Regions from separate parts of the Homo sapiens genome. Here region 1 is linked to region 2. Evidence: chromatin loops called from intact Hi-C (ENCODE). Cell type or tissue: Caco-2. All regions are shown on one strand. Links, peaks and the distances in the headings refer to the core of each region. The heading gives the core; the rest is flanking DNA.

What was found. A loop is a pair of places that touch in the nucleus more often than their neighbours do. Peaks named below come from ENCODE experiments on the same cell type or tissue, not always from the same donor. Only the 100,000 strongest peaks of a DNase experiment are listed, where the experiment ranks them.
Region 1: a loop joins it to region 2, with 2.4 times the contacts of the local background. A loop is called at or near these places in 2 of 110 quality-filtered maps.

The regions. Positions count from the first base shown.
Region 1 is chr2:208,461,943-208,472,239 of GRCh38, reverse strand. All of the region lies in intron 9 of PTH2R (parathyroid hormone 2 receptor), which reads right to left. It also overlaps the pseudogene H3P9. Among named protein-coding and RNA genes, the nearest start is that of PTH2R, 60 kb to the right of the region's middle. In Caco-2, for the core only: CTCF peaks have their summits at 5,471 and 5,671 (motif pointing left); DNase peaks (open chromatin) are centred at 4,436 and 5,679.
Region 2 is chr2:208,540,803-208,551,099 of GRCh38, reverse strand. LOC101927960 (a long non-coding RNA gene) reads right to left here and starts at 8,458. Exons shown (of 6, transcript NR_136588.1): 1 at 8,109-8,458. In Caco-2, for the core only: no CTCF peak of the experiment used is centred there; a DNase peak (open chromatin) is centred at 5,479.

The DNA of each region.
Region 1 (10,297 bases), core at 2,999-7,998, 78 kb after region 2:
TTCAAAAGCAATCACACCTTCCCAACAGGCCCCCAAAGCCTTAACTCATTTCAGCAACAGCTCAAAGTCCACATTCCAAAGCCTTATCCAAGACAAGGCAAGTCCCTTCTGCCTATGAGTCTGTAAAATCAAAATCAAGTTAGTTACTTCCTAGATAAAATGGGGGTACAGGCATTGGGTAAATACAGCCATTCCAAATGGGATAAATTGGCCAAAACAAAGGGGCTACAGGGCCCATGCAAGTCTGAAATCTACTGAAGTAATCAAATTTTAAAGCTCCAAAATGACATCCTTTGACTCCATGTCTCACATCCAGGTCATGCTGATGAAAGAGGAAAGCTCCAATGGCCTTGGGCAGCTCTGCCCTTTTGGCTTTGCAGGGTATAGCCCCCCTCCTGCTTCTTTCACAAGCTGGCATTGAGTGTCTGCAGCTTTTCCAGGCACATGGTGCAAGTTGTTGGTGGAGCTACCATTCTGGGGTCTGGAGGACAGTGGCCCTCTTCTCACAGCTCCACTAGGCAGTGCCCCATTAGGGACTCTGTGTGGCAGCTCCAACCCCCATTTCCCTTCTGCACTGCCCTGGCAGAGGTTCTCCATGAGGGCCTTGCCCTTGCAGCAAACTTCTGCCTGGACATCCAAGCATTTCCATACATTTTCTGAAATTTAGGCAGAGGTTTCCAAACCTCAATTTTTGACTTCTGTATACTTACAGGCTCAACACCACATGGAAGCTGCCAAGGCTTGGGGCTTGCACCCTCTGAAGCCATGGCCCAAGCTCTACATTGGCCCCTTTCAGCCATGGCTGGAGCAGCTGGGACACAAGGCACCAAGTCCCTAGGCTGCACACAGCACAGGGACCTTGGGCCTAGCCCACAAAACCACTTTTTCCTCCTAAACCTCCAGGCCTGTGATGGAAGGGGTTGCTGTGAAGACCTCTGATATGCCCTGGAGACATTTTCTCCATTGTCTTGGGGATTAACATTTGACTCCTTGTTACTAATACAAATTTCTGCAACCAGCTTCAATTTCTCCTCAGAAAATGGGATTCTCTTTTTTATTGCATTGTCAGGCTGCAAATTTTCCAAACTTTTATGCTCTGTTTCCCTTTTAAAACTAAATGCCTTTAACAGCACCCAAGTCACCTCTTGAATGCTTTGCTGCTTAGAAATTTCTTCTGCCAGATACCTAAATCATTTCCCTCCAATTCAAAGTTCCAAAAATCTCTAGGGCAGGAACAAAATGCCACCAGTCTCTTTGATAAAAGATAACAAGAGTCACCTTTGCTCCAGTTCCCAAAAAGTTCCTCACCTCTATCCGAGACCACCTTAGCCTGGATTTCATTGTCCACACCATTATCAGCATTTTGGTCAAAGCCATTCAACAAGTTTCTAGGGAGTTCCAAACTTGCCCACATTTTCCTGTCTGTGAACCCTTTGAACTGTTCCAACCTCTGCCTGTTACCCAGTTCCAAAGTCACTTAAACATTTTCAGGTATCTTCTCAGCAGTGCCCCACTCTACTGATACCAATTTACTTTATTAGTCTGTTTTCATGCTGCTGATAAAGGCATACCTGAGAATAGGAAGAAAAAAAAGGTTTAATGGACTTACAGTTCCATGCGGCTGGGGATGCCTCAAATCATGACAGAAGATGAAAGGGCACTTCTCACATGGCGGCAGATAAGAGAAGAGAGCTTGTGCAGGGAAACTCCCCCTTATATAATCATCAGATCTCATAACAAATTCACTATCACGAGAACAGCACAAGAAAGACCTGCCCCTATGATTCAATTACCTCCCACAGATCTCTCCCACAACATGTGGAAATTCAAGATGAGATCTGGATGGGGACACAGCCAAACCATATCAAAACATTTTGGTAAAGATAAAATTTGAGCAGGGCCTAGAAAGACAGTTTGATCACCTATCACTGGATGCTGGATGAAAGGATGGGTGAATGGGGAGAGTAACACAGCATGAAGGAAATATTTACATAAAGACAAATACCACAGTTCCTCCTTTTCTTTTCCCTAACCGGTAAATTCAAGATCTCAGGTTTCTGCTAGTACCATATAACTCTCCACACCATAATACTGGCATTCTCAAGGCCCTTTCATAAGTACCCAAGAGTAAGTCTGCTCAATTTCCCAATCTGTATTTTTGTGTCTCTGGTTTTATTTTGTTTCAGCTGTTATAGTGCCTCTTGGTTGACATCAGTGCAAATGCAGGTGCTTATGTCTCAGTCAGTGCCCCAGCTTGGTCAAAATGTATTGACTCAACCAATCTCACCTTTCCCACTTCTTTCAGGCCAGCTGTCCTGCCTGCAGCATCTCCTGCTCTTCAGGCTGAGCATCCCTATGCCTTCTCATGATGCTCCAGGAGGCCCAGAACCAAAACAAAGCATCACGTTCTTTTGTTAATTAGGAAATATTTCTCTTATATTTTGATCTTACAGGGAAGAATTAAAAAATCATCCTCAAATCAACATCAAGATGACACAGGTGTCTGATAAATGATTACATTTGGGGACATTTATTTTCAGAACAAAATTTAGTATTTTCCAATGACTCTAGTTCTCTTAAACATAATTTTAACACACTTTAACAAAACAGAAAACAACAATGCTATAATTATAGACCCTACAATTCCAAAATTAAGTGATTCCTTCCAAACTTATACTGCAGTCTATGGTTATCTCTAAAAATCAGTTATCTTGACATGACTTCTCCTGACTGCTCATACTTAACAAATTCCTTTACTCTCTTAAATTTAGTTTACCTCATATATTGCTTAGAAATTCTGACCATAATTTATCTAATTTTACTCCTAGATATACAAACATCAAATTAATAGAATCTACAGTATTATAATAGCCAAAGACAGAATTAAGTAAGGGATCTAATTTGGATTTCAAATTCTGGGCAAATAGTTTCTTTGTTAGCATATATGATGCATATATTTACTTAAAACCATGCCACATGTAATGCATGACTAAAAAACAACTTTATATCCTAAAATTAACCTATTTTTAAAACTATGCACATAGCTATATAAATGGAAAGATTTTTCCCATAAATTCAAGACACAGTTTGACAGGTTTTAGAAAGCAAGTGAAAAGAACATGGCCACAAAACACATGTTAAAGTCTGTTTCATCATACTAGTCGTGTGACCTATATCTGCGTGAGCTGTAGTTTTCTCCTCTAGAAATTGAAAAGATTGCATAAAATGAACTCACAAGTTCTTTAATTTTACTTGCTTTGTGCTCTTACTTTGCCTCTTTCCTCTTCCCAGTTCCCCATGATATCTATTTTATATGCATGTTTTGTTTTTCCAACAAGTATTTATTGAGTGGTCATTCTGTGCCAGGAAACTAGCTAAGCTCTAGGTATCATAAGTTTAGAAAAAAAATGGTTCTTGTTTACATAAACCTTGCAGTTCGGTGAAAAAGATGGACATTCAACAATGAAAGACATGATATACTGTGATGTTGAAAAGAAAAAGCCTTTCTGTGCCCTGTAGATTACAATTGGTAATCTAATTTAGATTGGACGGCATCAAGGTCACAAAGAAAAAGTAGTATTTCAAATGAGGCACAGAAGGAAGCACATTCCAACCTTCTAAAAGTACAGTGGGGCATGTAGAACAGCCCTGAGAAAAACACAGGCAGACAAGGTCAAGCAACTGACTGGAAAGCAACATAGCCAGGGTGTGGCATGTAAAGAGGCACAAGCATCAGTGAGCCATCTTTGCTGGATTATCAGAGATGTTAGATTTTATTATAAGTGCATGGAGTTCATTGGGTAGGGACATTGATGCTGAAGTCAGAACCCGGCTCCATCACTTAATATTGGGTATTCTTGGGCAGTTTCCTTATTTAGAGTTATTGGTCGGATTAGATACATTGATGTACATAAAACACTTAAAACACTGCTCAGTATATTGTAAGAACTATGTCGTGTTTGTTGTTGTTATTATTATCTTCATCCTTCCTGGCTTCACCACACAGAACAACTCAGAAGAAGGAGCACCACCCTCTGCACACATGGTGGTTAAGTTCTGGGCTTATTTCTCCCTTTACAGACAGGTTCTAAAGTAATATGAGGTATGTAGGCTTCATGGTCCCTAATAATGTGGCCTGAAATCCCAGGAGGAAAATATATAGGAGAGTTTTGCTGGAAATCACTGCAAGACCATTTCATTATCAGATTAGCCTAGAGATGTCAGCTGCTGCATAGGAGACGGTGTGAGGCCAAATACAAATTTAAAAATAAGAGTCTTCATTCTCCCTGTTGAAAATGGGGGAAGAGATTTCACTTTCCTCCTTTTTCTTAGAGCATTTACCTTAGAAAACTTGTATGTACTTTCTCATCTCTTTGAAATGTTTATAAATCCTTTTGAAGATTAGATAGGCCTTTGGTCAGCTTTATGGCCCAGGAATGTCTTTCGCAAGGACCTAGGAACCATCTTTTTGAAATGCTAACATCAAGAGAGATAGCATCCCTGTCTCTCAGTTTTTGTAGGATAGAAGCTTAACTTCTGTAGGCACCTATCTTGAAGTTGCAAAACTTCCTCCTGACATAAAGAAATGACAAGCTTGTTTTTCCTCCAATAAAGCTACTTAGCCACAACAGGTGGTCACCCCAATTACCAGGTAAAGTTAGGATGAATCATGTGTAGCATATAGTATTGTCAAGTCCCTTTTACTTGAGAACTAGTTATTGTGTCTCTTGAAAACGTGTATATAATGAGTTGTAACTGCTTGGCTATAAAAAGGAGTGAGATTTCTTTCTCTTTGCAATCTCTTAGCAGATTGCGTGTAGTGCACACCACATTCTGGTTGAGTAACTTAATACTAAAAGTGTTTTTCTTCTGTATTACCTTTGTGGAGAAGATTTTTAGGTTAGGAGAAGATTTTTGTATTAAATTATATTTCCCCAATAGTAGAAAGCTAGGGGGAAAAAAAAGAAAAGAAAAGAAAACTTGCTCCCACCATTTGTTTGCTATTATAACAAACAAATGCTGGATAATCTGACAAAAATTTTTTTAACTTTTTAAAATGCATCAGAGAACAAAGTTACAGGATGACCAATTAACCCGAAATTTAAGGAAAGTCTGACATCTCCAAGGAGGATGGAATGTAAGCACTTTCTTCCCTGGGACAGATGCCAAAAGCTAGCTGATAAGAAGAATTTGGCTGAAATGTTGAACAAATTGTACAAACAATGAACTATCCAAAAAAAATAAGAACAAAATCAATTTACAATAACAACAAAAAGAATAAAATACTTAGAAATAGGTACCAAAAGCACAGGCAAGAAAAACAAAAATTAACAAGCAGGATTGCATTAAACTAAAATGCCTCTGCACAGCAAAGGAAACAATCAATAGAGTGAAAAGGCAACCTGTGAAATGGTAGAAAATATTTGCAATATTTATGTATTTAATGTATTCAATAAAAATTAATGTATTCAATGAGGGGCTAATATCCAAATTATATAAGGAACTCAGACAACTGAATACCAAGAAACAACCCAATTTAAAAATGGGCAAAGGAGCTGAATAGACGTTTCTCAAAAGAAGACATACAGCTCTAGCTCACCAAGCCCAAGTGGAATGAGTTAGGAGGTCTCTATGCCATGCAGATTGCCCTCAAAGCAACCTGCAAAAAAACTACAAAGGCCAGTGTGCCATCTACTGGAGGGGTGAAGAAACTTCACCGTTAACAGGCTGGATACCAAGGCGCTTGGTGAAATTAGATGTTATCAGAAGTCCACTGAATGCCTAATCCATAAACTTTTCTCCTAGCATCTGGTGCAAGAAACTGCTAAGGACTTCAAAACAGATCAACACATCCAGAGCACAGCTGCTGGTGCTTTGCAGGAGAAAAGTGACGTCTATCAGGTTGGCCTCTCTGGAGACACCGAGCTGTGTGCAATCCAGGCCAAATGTGTAACAATTATGCCAAAAGACATCCATGCTGCATTCATGGAGAACTTGCTTGACAATCCACTATGATGGGAAACATTTCATTCTCAAAGAAAAAAAAATGAAAAGCTCTTCTTCCTTTTATTGGTATTTCTGAGCGTTAGATTCCCCCTGCCGCTGCCCCCATGGAGTCAAAAGGCACCTAAGTAAATGACTGTGAGTGAAAAAATAGGGAATAGAAATCACGTATTGGCAGTTTTTCCATTTTTGTTTTTGTGTGAATTTGTAATATAAATGCATGGAAACAAAGTATTAATGCACACCAAATGTTTCAGCTGAACAAGTTTCAGCAGTTCACCTTTATAGCAGTTATAAATAGACCTGTTAAATTTTTCTGAACAATGCCAGCATTTGGATTTTTAAAAAAAAAAAATTTCTTGACAGCAACTAACTGGTGTTTGTAGCACTTTTATCATACAGTAAATTCCATCCACTCACTATACTTTTCTCAGAAATCCTACATGCAAGTACATGTTTTTAATGTTGTTTTTGCACTGTTCCTGTCAGTTTGCTACCAAAATGCATTAAAATATTTTTTTAAAAAAAAAGGAGTTGGCCCTGCGGTGGCTCATGCCTATAATTCCAGCACTTTGGGAGGCCGAGGCGGGCGGATCACTGAGGTCGGGAGTTTGAGTCCAGCCTGGCCAACGTGGCGAAATCCCATCTCTACTAAAAATAAAAAAAATTAGCTGGGCATGGTGGCACGTGCCTGTAATATCAGCTACTCGGGAGTCTGAGACAGGAGAATCGCTTGAACCCAGGAGGCAGAGGTTGCAGTGAGCTGAGATCGCACCACTGCACTCCAGCCTGGGTGACAGAGTGAGACTCCATCACAAAAAAAAAAAAAAAAAAAAAAAAAAAAAAAAGACTTACAAATAGCCAACAAGTATGTGAAAAGTGATCATCATCACTAATTATCAGGGAAATCCAAATCAAAACCACAAGCTAACACCTCATACCTGTTAGAATGGCTTCATATGGCTGGGCATGGTGGCTCCCACCTGTAATACCAGCACTATGGGAGGCAGAGGCGAGTGGATTGCTTGAGCCCAGGAGTTTGAGACCAGCCTGGACAACATGGCAAAATCACATCTCTACAAAAAATACAAAAATTAGCCGGGCATGGTGGCACATGCCTATAGTCCTAGTTACTCAGGAGGCTGAGGCAGGAGGATCACTTGAGCCCAGGAGATCAAGGCTACAGTGAGCCATGATTGCACCACTGCACTCCAGCCTGGGTGACAGAGTGAGATCCTGTCTCAAAAAAACAAACAAACAAAGAATGGCTTAATGGCCGTTGGTAGTTCAAAAAGACAAAAGATAAATGTTAGCTAGGATGTGGAGAGAAAAAAAAATGTGTACCCTGTTAGTATGAGTGTGAGTAGGCACAGTCATTATGGGAAAAAGAATAAGGGGTTTTGTTTTGTTGCCCAGGCTGGTCTTGAACCCCTGGCCTCAAGCGAGCCTCCTGCCTATGTCTACCAAAGCACTGGGATTACAGGCATGAGCCACCATGCCCAGTCTATTCCCATTTTATAGATGGCAAAAGTGGACCCTGACTTTTTAAAACTTGCCCAAGCCTAGCCTGCCCAGTAAAATTTCAGCCTGCACATTCAACAGAAGGGCAGGCCTGGGATGCTAACAAAGACAGCCTGGCCCAAAATCTATGCTGTAACTACTGCGACACATTTGGCATCATTCCCAAGAAAGGGCAGACCTCCTTGGTCCTTCATACTGTGTCCATGTGCATCTCAAATGGGCTGGACAGACAAATCATGTACTGGTGTGGCAGAGCTTTCCCTGTCTTTACATCTTCACGCAGACCTGGAGAGAAGAGACCTCGGGCGCCCGTCAGGTTCACCACAGGGGTGCTAACTTACTGTCTGCCTGGTTTGCCAGCAAGTCACGGGGAAGATCATAGAATGTACTTAGGAAGACGTTTCTTTTTAATCAAATATTTATTGCATTTAATAACAGGACCTCACATAGGAAGAAAAAGTGAAAATAACATTATGTTATACTTTTCTCACCTCGTGTTTTATTGTGTTTGAATAGAAGGTGAATCATGGAATGGTTTACCTGGAAAATTACAAAAGTGAGAGCTTAATAACTTTTTCAAAATGTAAATATCGATTTCTCGATTATGAAGTAAAGCCTTCTGATACACCTAAAATGGAGAATACTAAAATGTTTAACAAAAGGGTAAAAATAAGCTCTACTCCTACCAACAAGAGTTAATAATTATACCATTTTGGGTAGATAACGTTATAGCCTTTTAAAAAATAGTCACACCAATGGTATGCCAGGTTTTATGGGATACAAGGAGAGTGGACATTCTGTAATCAGAAGTGCCTATGCACAAACAGAGAAGCAATCATGGTGTCATCCTAGGGGATCGTGGAGTCTGGGAAGCCAGATCATCCCTGGGAGTCCCCTCAGGTCTGAACAGCCACTTCCTGATATACAAGGTAGAATGTGTTAGCTTTATTGCTGTCCAGAAACCAACATTATTTTTATGACTTTATGGAGACATTTTTTAAGTTAATGTGTTGCAGGGAGTAGGAGAAATCTACCTGGAGTGTGGGCAAGTTATTAACACGTGAAAAGTAAAAATGATAATAGCTAATGCTTACAGCGCTGTGTGGCAGCCACTGTTCCTAATGCAGCCCAGTGATTAACTCTCGTAATCTACACTATTATTCCCATCTTTTAGATGGCAAAAGGGGATTGTGAGTTTAAATAACTTGCCCAAGGCCAGCCTGTACCATAAAATTTCAGCCTGCACGCTCAACAACAGGGCAGACCTGGGATGCTAACGAAGGCAGTCTCGCCCAGAGCCTATGCTGTAACCACTGTGACACTGTCAAGTGGTCAGAAAAGGGATGTCTGAAGAGGTTGTCCGTAAGCTGGGACCTGAAGGAAGAATGGACAAGCAGGGGGAACAGTATGGCAGGCATACAGAACAGCACAGGCAAAGGCCCTGAGGTGGGAACAGTGTAGCATGTTCAGGAAACTAAAGAAAGCCATTGTGTGGAGCTGAGGCAGCAGGAGGGAGAAGATGAGATGACATGAGATGGGGGAGGAAGAAGGGACCAGGTCATGGAAATGAGGAAAATGTGTATGCCAAGTGTGAAGGGACAGTGCTCAGAATTCCAAGCCCTAACTCTCTCAGCCCCATGTCCTTTCCACTTCATATCACTGTGGCTTAAACCCCCACCCAGCAGACACCCACAGTGGTTACCCACTGCCAGCTTCAACGAAGCCCTGAGATCTTTCCAAATGAAAAACCTGATTCCTTCACTTTCCAATGTCTAAACCTTTGGTTGTCATCCCTTGCAAGATTAGGTGTCAATTCTTTAGTGAGGCTTAGAAGCCCCTTCAGGGTCTGGCCCGGCCTCCTTTGCAGCCTCAGCTCTTGACATTATTCCACACCCACGCTCAACCTTGGCACAGACCATTGGAATGCTCTCGTACCACTTGCCAACCTGTGATGAATAAATTTCCCCCATTAATCACTACCACCTTTGCTCATGATTTTGTGTTTATTATTTACTTCCAATGCAGATATTAAATTAGTTTTTTTCCTGAATGTTAATCATGCTTACAGAGCTCTGGTCTTTGGCATTCTAAGTGAAATAATCACTGTCCTTGGAATCCAGGTTTTAAAACATATCAACTTGGGTTCACTGTGTATAATCCAAGCTCCTGGATTTCCAGGATTTCTGTGTGTGCTTCAAGTTGATCCTCTGAACCGGTGCCACTGGCAATCTAACTACCTGGTGTTACACATCACACAATTATCCACACAGGCCTTCCACATTCTTATTCCCAGGAGGGCCAAATCTCTCTCCTAGGAGCTCTATATTCTTGAGGTGTATCTTCTTGTCTCTTGAGATATTCCCCTCTTCTGAATTGAAAACTATACCTTGGAGCTTTTCATTATAATTCTATTTTTTCTTTCCTTTAGTTTTCCACTTGCTTTTTTAGTTTTTCTCCTTCTTAACTCAGCCTTCTCTAAATTATTGATTAAAATAAGTAAATTATTTATTTCAAATCCAATTCTTGACATTTTATGAAAACTTTCAGATACACTAGTAGATTGTGAGTAAGTTAAGAGCCTTCAAGGGAATTGTGATAACACTAAATTATAATAATGAAACAAAAAGGTAACTCTTAGTGAACAGAAAGATATTCTTGAGTCTCAGCTGTGATTTTTGAGATTAAATCAACTTCATAATATAGGAAAAGTACTTCAGAATTCTTAGCTTAGAACTGTCATAATTTTAGCTCAAGAAGATGAAAATGGCCTTCT
Region 2 (10,297 bases), core at 3,456-8,455:
GGAGAATGCAGTGAGCCGAGATTGCGCTACTGTACTCCAGCCTGGTGACAGAGCAAGACTGTATCTAGGAAAGAAGAAAGGAAAGAAAGAGAGGAGAGGAGAGGAGGAAAGGCAGAAAAAGAAAGAAAGAAGGAAAGAAAGAAAGAAAGAGAGAGAGAGGGAGGGAGGGAGGGAAGGAAGGAAGGAAGGAAAGAATCTGTACATACAATGAAATATTACTCAGCCTTAAAAAATAGAGAAATCCTGCATTATGTGACAACATGGTTGGACCTAGAGGACATTATGCTAAGGGAAATAAGCCATTTACAGAAAGATAAATACTGTATGATCTCACATATGTGAAACCTAAAATAGTTAAACTTGTAGAAGCAGAGAGTAGAATGGTGGTTGCCAGTGGCTGGCGGGGAGGGAAAATTGGAAGTTGCTATTTAAAGATATAAGGTTTCATTTATGCATAATGAATGAGTTTTAGAGATTTGCTGTACAATATTATACATATAGTTAACATTACTGTATTGTACATTTAAAATTTGTTAAATATAAAAATATGTTAAATTTAAAACACAACAGAAGAAGGCAATTATAAACACTAGTTTATAAGCCTAAATGTTAAAGATATAGCGGGTATAAAATTAGTAGCACAAGTGAGGAGGAAATTGAGCTATATTTGAGCAAACATTTTATATATTATTGAAATAAAGTTGATGTTAAACTGAGCTAGATTGTTTTAAGTTGGGATTTTAATTATAACCACCATAGCAATCACCTAGAAAATAACTAAAAATATATATAGTAAAAGAAACAAGGGGACTCAATGAAATATAAATCCTCTGTATAATACCAAAAAAGGCAAAAATAGAGAAACATTGGAACAACGAAGATATAAGACATATAGAAAACAAATAGCACAATGGCAGACATGAATCCTGCCTACTGCATGTATGATGGTGGTCCCATAAGATTATAATATATTTTTACTGTGCCATTTCTATGTTTATGTTTAGATAGACAAATACCTATCATTGTGTTATAATTGCCTACAGTATTCAGTAGAGGAACAGGCTGTACAGGTTTATAGCCTAGGAGCAATAGGCTATACCATACAACCTAGGTGTGCAGTACACTATACCATCTAGTTTTGTGTGAGTATGCTCTATGATATTCACACAAGGACGATTGCCTAACAATGCATTTCTCAGAATATATTGTTGTCAGTTGATGCATAACTGCATGTTACCTTGTGTTGAAAGACAGTATGGTATAGTGTTTAACAGCACATTTTATGAATTTAGACTGGTTTGTATTCTTCTGGCTGTGTGTTATAGAGAAGGATTACTGACCTCTCTGTTCCTCATTTTTTCTAATCAGTAAGACAAAAATAATGATGATACCTATTTCATGGGGTTGTTGGTGAATTTAGAAAGTTAAATTTGAAAACTTTGAACAGAGACTGACATACAGTATGCCCTTAATAAAAGTTTTCTACTCCTAGTTACCTATTATTAAGCCCTGAATTAGGGTTCTCCAGAGAAATACACACACACACACACACACACACACACACACACACACACTCCACACATCTGAAGAGACTTATTATAAGGAATTATAAGGAATTATGGAGGTTAAGTCCCAAGATCTACAGGGTGAGTTAATAAGTAGGAAATGCAGGAAAGCCAGTGATGTAGCTCCAGTCTGAAGGTTAGGAGGCTTGAAATTGAGGAAGCGCCAATGTTTCAGTTCATCTGAAGGAAGGAAGAATTATCTCTTACTCTGTGGAAAGGTCAGCTTCTTTGCGCTATTCGAGACTTCAGTTGATTGGATGAGACCCACTCACATTAGAGAGGACAATCAGCTTTACTCCAATCTCTCTGATTAAAATATTAATCTCACCCAAAACACCCTCACAGAAACACCTAGAATAATGTTTGACCAAATATATGGGCACCCCATAGCCAGTCAAGTTGAAATATACAATTAACCATCACAAGACCTTGGACTGACCTTTACTTTGAGCAAAAATAGAACTACTCCTCCATTTATCAGAGAGACTTCTCCCCAGTCACTCTGCTGAGGTTTCTTTCCTGTTAGTAGACAACTTTTTTATAGGATCTCTTCGGTTTCTGCACAGCTTACAAGCAGAGGCACTGACATTTTGTTCTAGGATATCTTTTCAAAGATTCTGCATGGCAAACAGCCTTGGAAGATAAGATAATGTCTCCATCTGGACCACAGGGCTGATATGCCTACTGTTTGTTATAAAAGATTTGAGCTGGGCCAGGCTCAATGGTGCACGCCTGTAATCCCAGCACTTTGGGAGGCTGAGGTGGGTGGATCACCTGGGGCTGGGAGTTCGAGACCAGACTGACTTACATGGTAAGACCCCATCTTTACTAAATACAAAAAAAAAAAAAATTAGCCGAGTGTGGTGGCACATGCCTGTGATCCCAGCTACTCGGGAGGCTGAGGCAGGAGAATCTCTTGAATCCGAGAGGCAGAGGTTGCAGTGAGCCAAGATCACCCCATTGCACTCCAGCTTGGGCAACAAGAGTGAAACTCCATCTCAAAGAAAAAAAAAAGATGTGAGCTTAGGCTCAGGGTTCTCCTCCTGTGATGCAACCTCCTGGTATGCAGGCTTTCATCTGGGCTCATACACATCACCCCTCTGGGGCTTGGGGCTTGGGGCTTGGGGCTTGGAGGCAAGGGGAACTGATGCAAATATTTTGATATCATAATAATAAAGTCCTTTGTCTCTGCCTCAAGAGGCTCCTGTTTATGATAGCAGCCATGAAACTGGCAGGCCACCTTGTCAGCTTGCAAGTAGGATAAAATCTCATCTTTCACAGTTTTTTAAATTCTCTTTTTAAAAATTTACATTCTCACTCTTTTTTCCCAGCCTCTACAACCATGGAATATGACTACCCACATTAGTGAATCACCCCTTCTGAAGTAGATTTTCCTTTTCTTAATCTATGTACTTTTACAGGCACCATCTTATCCCTCTGGGGTCACTGATGATCTACGTCTACAAACTTAGTGTTATGTAGGTTCTGAGCCAATTCCAGACTTGAATAGAAGGATGTAGCAGCTTCAGGCCATTATATAAACATTTATTTAAATGATATTTTAACCATTTAAATATTCAGAGGAAAAGAACTTTGCTCCTTTTAGAAACGACTAACCCTTCCAAAAACTAGCTAGATATTATAAAAAAGATGTTTTTATCATACATGAAAGATAAAAAGGAATAAAAATATAATTATTTACTTTGTAAGTATAAATCATAAGTGCTGAATAAGAGAAAATCATCATGAGGACACTGGTATATTGCAATGATGACCCCAACTCTTCATACCCACTATCTTTCATATTCACTCCAGTTGCCATATGACTTTGTAGTTCCTCTTGCCAAATAGGCTAAACATACTCCTTGAGTGCGTTCTGTCCTTATGCCTTTCTATGACCTTGTCTATTCATGATTATAAATATTGGGTCAATAAATCATTAGTCTAGATTTGAACTATTTATGTTACTCAAAAACACAAAGATTCCGAAGCCCTTGTCTTCAAGAATCTATGTTACACAGTGTGAAACTTTCCCTGGGCTCTTAGAATGATTCATTTCCCTTTCTTTTTTTTCTTCCCTGAAGGAAACAAAGCACAGAGAACTTTGACTCAAATTTTGAATCATATAGTGAATTGATTAATGAGAAATCATTGCCTTTGGCATAGAAACTCACTGGTCACGTAGGTATCAAACACTTAAGAGGTAAAATGGATATCAATGTCTTGGGATATGCAGCCTGGCTTACTTTCCTAGATAAGAAGTAATACCTGCATCTCTGTTTTGTAAGGAAGTATAAATGATAAAAGAAAATCAAATGTATCCAAAAAAGTAATTTCTAAAAATCCACTGATGGGGATAATAGCATTGTTGATTTCAAAATTGGCCCGTAAGTATTTCCTCTCTGCTCTATCCAAACTCCAGTGTAAATGAATAACCTTGACCAACCCCTTTTATAAAAAGCTTATGATGTTTACTAGTAGAAAGTCCCAATCTATAAAATGTCTCTTAGACACCTAGATTGTTTCATGTACATAAACCTACAATTTTTTGGATTCGTGGAGTCTGTCTGGCTGGAGAATGTGGTAGCCATGTAAGCTGTGTGATTAGTGAAGTATAGAATGGAGGTGCTCCAAAGCAGAATATCTCTTTCTGGGAACAATGTTTCTGTATACATTTCTCAAGGGTTCTAAAATCAAAACAGGTAAAGCAGAAAAAAGAGGACACTGGGGACACTGAGTCTTATGGTTTCAGGATCCTCTAGGAAATGAACATTTCATCAATGCCCAACCAGTTAATTATTATAAAATGTGATATTGGGTAAGCTGACATTTCATATGACTTTTCTTTGACAATTAACATGTCATATTGACATGCAAAACAATTTAAGAAATACAAAATAATGAAATATAAGTTTCAGCACTACTCAAAGTATCATGTAAACATGTCTCAAGGTCCACCAGGAAAAAGGTACACTTTTCCTGTCTCTTTGGGGGATGCAGCCAGTTAAAACTTTCCTTTTCCAATTTTATAAATTTTGATTGCACATAACATGAAAATAATTAGTGACAAAAACAGCAACATAAATCAAGGAAAAACATTCTACATCACATTTGGTAGTGGTCTAACAGAAATTGTGTTTGATCAACACAAAATTAACTAACAAGGTTTTTAAATTATCATCATTGTAAAGCATGTAATTAATGTCAGTGAGTAATTGCAATTTTATCTAATGTAAACAACATGTAAGATAGTGAGGTACTTTATGAGTAACAGAGGTCAATGGTAGAGAGAAAGATTTATATTTAAAGTCTTTGAGATGATAAAAACATAAGAGTAAATTAAATCCCAAAAAGGTCCAGCATTTTGGTATTTTAATTACTGGTAAATACTTATGTTTGTAAAAAGCAGCGGTGTCTTAGTTTTTCAAAATATATTTTGTTTGGGAGAAAAACTAAAGGTAATACAAAAAAACTCCCTCTAGATTGGTAATCAAGAGACCTGGAGATTTTACTCCTGCCTTAGCTGCACACAAAATGTATGTTCTTAGATGGGTTTTTGCCTTAAATTGGGTTCCCCCAGAATCAAACCCTGAGAAAAGTATTTGCAGGCAAATTGTTTATTAGAGGGGATCCCAGGAAGCACTTCTAGGGGCGTGGGGAAGTGTGATAGGGAAGGGAAGGAAGACAACAGAGGGGGCGTTATTAAGCAGGTTACTCCCCTGTGCAAATGGGGTCAATCCTGCTGAGGAATTTTGGTAGACTGTGTAGAACACACCTTGGAGTTTATTCTACCAGGCAGGCAAAGAAGCTGGGGTATGTATTCACCAGCTTCTGTCTTTGCTTAAGTCCTGCTCCTGGGGTGAGTTTACTCCCCAGCGCTCCCAGCAGTCAGAAAAAGCCTGCAAGCAAACAATCGCAGGTGCCTCCAGCTGGAAGCCATGTGATTACTGTACACAGGAAAGGGTACTCCAGAGGAGACATAGGCAGGCAACTGACAGCCTCTGCTACAGGTTTTTTACTTCTGTGGTCAGTTTCCTCACCTGTAATGTAGTAGTGGTATTGCTGAGTGTACCTACTTTTCAGTTAATGTGAGGATAAATATGATGCATGTAAAAGATGTTTATAAAGTTTTGACTTGAAATTCACATTAAATAGCACATGCAATATTAATAAAAAACAGCTAGATAATTCCTAGATCTCTTTCATGTTTGCATTATATGATTCATTGCTTTTCCCATAAACTCCAGACAGCTAGGACTGGTATAACCTGAAGAATAATACAAACTAAATTGAAAAGGTATGTATATGATTCTTACTGATAGGGTTTTAAATTTTATATTAGTAATCCATCTTTTACATGTGACATCTGGAAACATTTAACTGCTACATCCTGGTCAAATGGAAGCTATCTATATGTTTGTGATTTATTCCCATCATTTTAAACAAAAAAAAATTTTTTTAATCTGTATCAAAGAGATTGGTATCTTGAGTTGCCTTTCTGTTGCTTATGTGACATTTAATAATTGTCTGGAAATACATTATTTATTCCTAATCAGAACACTTTCATCTCTACCACAGATATTTGCAGTCTCCCTGAATTTTGACACATAGTTTTTTGGTAAGTAATCTACCTTATAATATACCTATGGTGTCAGCAACTGACGGGTTTTAGGATTCTGAATCTCTAGGCAAACACGCTGAAAATTAGGGTTTAGTCATGGCAGTTTTAGCTTCTTTTCTATCAAAATAGACTATTTTTATTTATTTAAACAAACAAGAAGACAAAATATATATTACTGTTGCATGTATTTGTTTTTACCTCTAACTTTAAGTAGAAATGATGGCTCCTTTGCCATTTTCCTATTACATTTTTATTTTTTACTTGATTCTTTCTTGAAGTGCTTTGGATTTTTTTGTATATTCAGAAATATATAAAATTAATTATAAGAATTACTTGTCTTTAGTATGAGTTGCCAATATTCACTTTCTGCTTCATCATCGATCATGCAGTACAGATTACTTTTGTAATAGAGAAAATTAGCCTTTACTTTGAGTCGTTCTGGCCTTTATATCAGTTAGAAAGACCTTTTTTACTTTGAATAATAAAAAAATTCCCCACATGCTTTAACTTTTTAAATAATTATTTGATCAATTTTGACTTTATTCTAGTATAACATATGACACAGGAATCCTATATTTGCATTGTTACCCAGAGTCATAGTTTTAAAGTTTGTTCCTTTTTATCTGATGGTTGAATACACAATTATTCATGTAAAAGTAACACAGTAAAAGGGATGCTGTTTTCACAGCCTTCATGTCTCCCATCTTTGCTTCAACAGTGTTATGATTATGAAACCTATGCAATTAATCATTAGTATTAACACAGCCATCTTTTACCATTTTCTAGTCATTCATTTTCACTGAATACTAAGGTGAAATGAACTAAAACATTCAAAACCATTGCTTCAGCAGTAGTATTATAATGCCGGCACTCTTAATTATTCTCAGGCAGATGCAACTCTAATTCTAAAAGTACACAGGAAAGTGTTTCAAATGAACTATAAGTGCAATAAAACAAAACTCTGGGATTCTGTTAAATATAAGTAATTCCTCCACATCAGAGAGAAATGAGTTTCCCACATTTCTTTGAAGTTGACACATCTCGGGCAAATCTAATGATTGAATAAAGATACTTCTTACACTGCCCAAAGTATCTGTGTGTTGGGAATTTCTTGCTTCCTACCAAGCTTGCTTTGTTTCTACTTCCCTCTGTGTTACTTCCCAGTTCTTATATCTAGATAGCAACTCTACCAATGCCTCTGAACATTGTTTTTGTGATATACAATCTCCATATTAAATGTAGGATTTGAAGTTCTGAGATGACTCACACATCTTTAATTCCACATTGAGATGGGCTTCACCATTTCTCCCCAACCCTATAAAAGAAGCTTTTCTGGGGAATTTAAACTTTAGCCTAGATGATAACAGATAAAATCCGGAAATAGTCCTACCAAACCAGAGAGAGAAAAGGGAGAGGCAGAGACGGTCTCGGCCACCATTTTGTCTTCCAGTCAGAAATAGAGTCAGAGTTTTTGACTGAGCTCCTTCTCATATTGGTTCCACAGTCTCTAAAACACTCATCTTTTTCCAAGTTTTCTTCTGAACAATCACCTCTACTTGAATTGAACTAGTGAGTTTGTATTAAATTTAGTCTTTCTCTTCAAAAAATTAATGAATGGAAAAATAAACATAAAGAAATAAACTGTCACTACATGTGGGCATTGTAAGAAACTGCCCATGGAGATGTATTGCAATATCTTGGTGAGACAGTTTTCATAAAAGAATAGTCATAGAAATACAGCCAAATTTCTAATACAACATGTTTTTGAAAATCTGATCATCAGTGTGATGGCTAATATTAGGTGTCAACTTGATTGGATTGAAGGATGCCTAGATAGCTGGTATTGTTTCTAGGTATGTCTGTGAGGGTGTTGCCAGAGGAGATCAACATTTGAGTCAGTGGACTGGGAGAGGAAGACTCACCCTCAATGTGAGTGTGCACCATCCAACTGGCTGCCAGCTCAGCTACAACAAAGTAGGCAGAAGAAAGTGAGATGAGCTGGCTTGCTGAGTCTTCTGGCTTTCTTCTTTGTCCCGTGCTGGATGCTTCCTGCCCTTGGTCATCAGACTCCAGGTTCTTCAGCTTCTGGACTCTTGGACTTACACCAGTGGTTTTCCAGGGGCTCTCAGGCCTTCAGCCACAGACTGAAGGCTATACTATCAGCTTCCCTGCTTTTGAGGCTTCTGAACTCTGACTGAGCCACTATTGGCTTCCTTCTTCCTCAGCTTGCAGACAGCATATCATGGGACTTCACCTTGTAATCATGTGAGTCAGCTCTCCTCAAGAAACTCCCCTTCATATATACATATGCCCTATTAGTTTTATCCCTCTGGAGAACTCTGACTAATAATCCAGAAATAATTAATAGTGTTAAACATTTACATGGAGGAATAAGCTGTCCAAAATGTTTTCCATTAGTTTTCCATTAATTGCAGAGTTAACAGACTGGAAAATTTACCTCTGCTTCTTACGTGAGGTCATTGAATGTAGTAAGTTGGTGCAAAGGTAATTGCAGTTTTTGTAGTTAAAAGTAAGGCAAAAACCACAGTTACTTTTGCATCAACCTAATATTTAGGAATAGTGTTGAAACTATGCCCCAAAGAGTTAAACACACCAACGACTAACAGAAATTCTTGAGTTTGCAGGATGATAGATAAGAAAAGAAAGAACTTGCAAAACCACTGAAACTGTGTCTGCTTGCAAGATAACACAACTAGCTAAAATTGGTTGCAATCAATATGGCCAACTAGATTCTGCACAGAACCAGCTTGCTGATGTCACAACCCGAATTTGCACTGCATGTTTCATACTAACTCCTCCCCAAATTTGCACATGTTATCCATGAGGTAGTGTGAAGAGATAACTGAGCATGCCCAAGGATTTTCCAGACCTCCCTTTCCTTCCACCAATCACCTATTAATCCCAGATTCCACCACCTAAATCTTGTCTAATCAAATTACTGCCTTAAAGACAGCACAGGGAATAAATTTGAGCTGGATTCCTGTCTCCTTGTTGGCCAGATTTCAATAGAAGGCTTTATTTTTCCCAAAAATCCTGGTGTCATAGTATTGGCTTCTAGCGCGTGTGGCAGCAAGCTGGTTAGGCTCTGTAACAGTGTAGGGATAGAAGTTTGTTCCTAGCTGATAAGAAAACATTACCTCAACTACTTACATTTTCTTTGACACAGAATGTTGATGAGTTTCATAAGAAATGACTCTCGCATGGGGAAGGATGAATTCTTCTGTTACTAAGGAGATTGAAACCAAATCTCAGAGATCACATCCAGATCTCAGCTGGCAAAGAACATTTAGAAACACACCCAACCCAACACTTCACAAGCATAGCTTTAAAAATTTTGAGAATCACATCCTCCAGAGCAGATTTTCAATGTGAATTTTACTGTGGACCAGCAATGTTTCTACATCAGACCTCAAGAATGAGGAAAAGATGGAAGGAGAAAAACTGAGAAGAGTCACAACATCTATTTCTAAAAGGGAGTTGCAAAAGGAAGCACAACAAAAAATATGACTTTAAGACACATGCACATGTATGTTTATTGCCACATTTATTCGTAATAGCAAAGACATGGAATCAACCTAAATGCCCATCGATGGTAGACTGAATAAAGAAAATGTGGCACATATACACCTTGGAATACGATGCAGCCAATTAAAAAAAATGAGATTATGTCTTTTGCAGATACATGGATGGATTTGGTGGCCATTATCCTCAGCTAACACAGGAACAGAAAACCAAATACTGCATGTTCTACAAATGGGAGATAAATGATGAGAACACATGGACACATACAGGGGAACAACACGACTGGGACCTATCAGAGGGTAGAAGGTGAGAGAAGGGAGAAAATCGGAAAAAATTACTAAGGGTATGAGGCTTAATACCTGGGTGATGAAATAATCTGTACAAACCCCCATGACACAAGTTTACCTATGTAGCAAACCTGCACATGCACCCCTGAACTTAAAATAAAAGGTTTTTAAAAAGGAACAATGCAATGCTAGAACTAAGGAAATCCAAATAAAGTATGGACTTCAGTTAATTAGGAAAAAGTAAAAGAAGCTACAAGACCTAAAAAAAGGGCTGACTACAA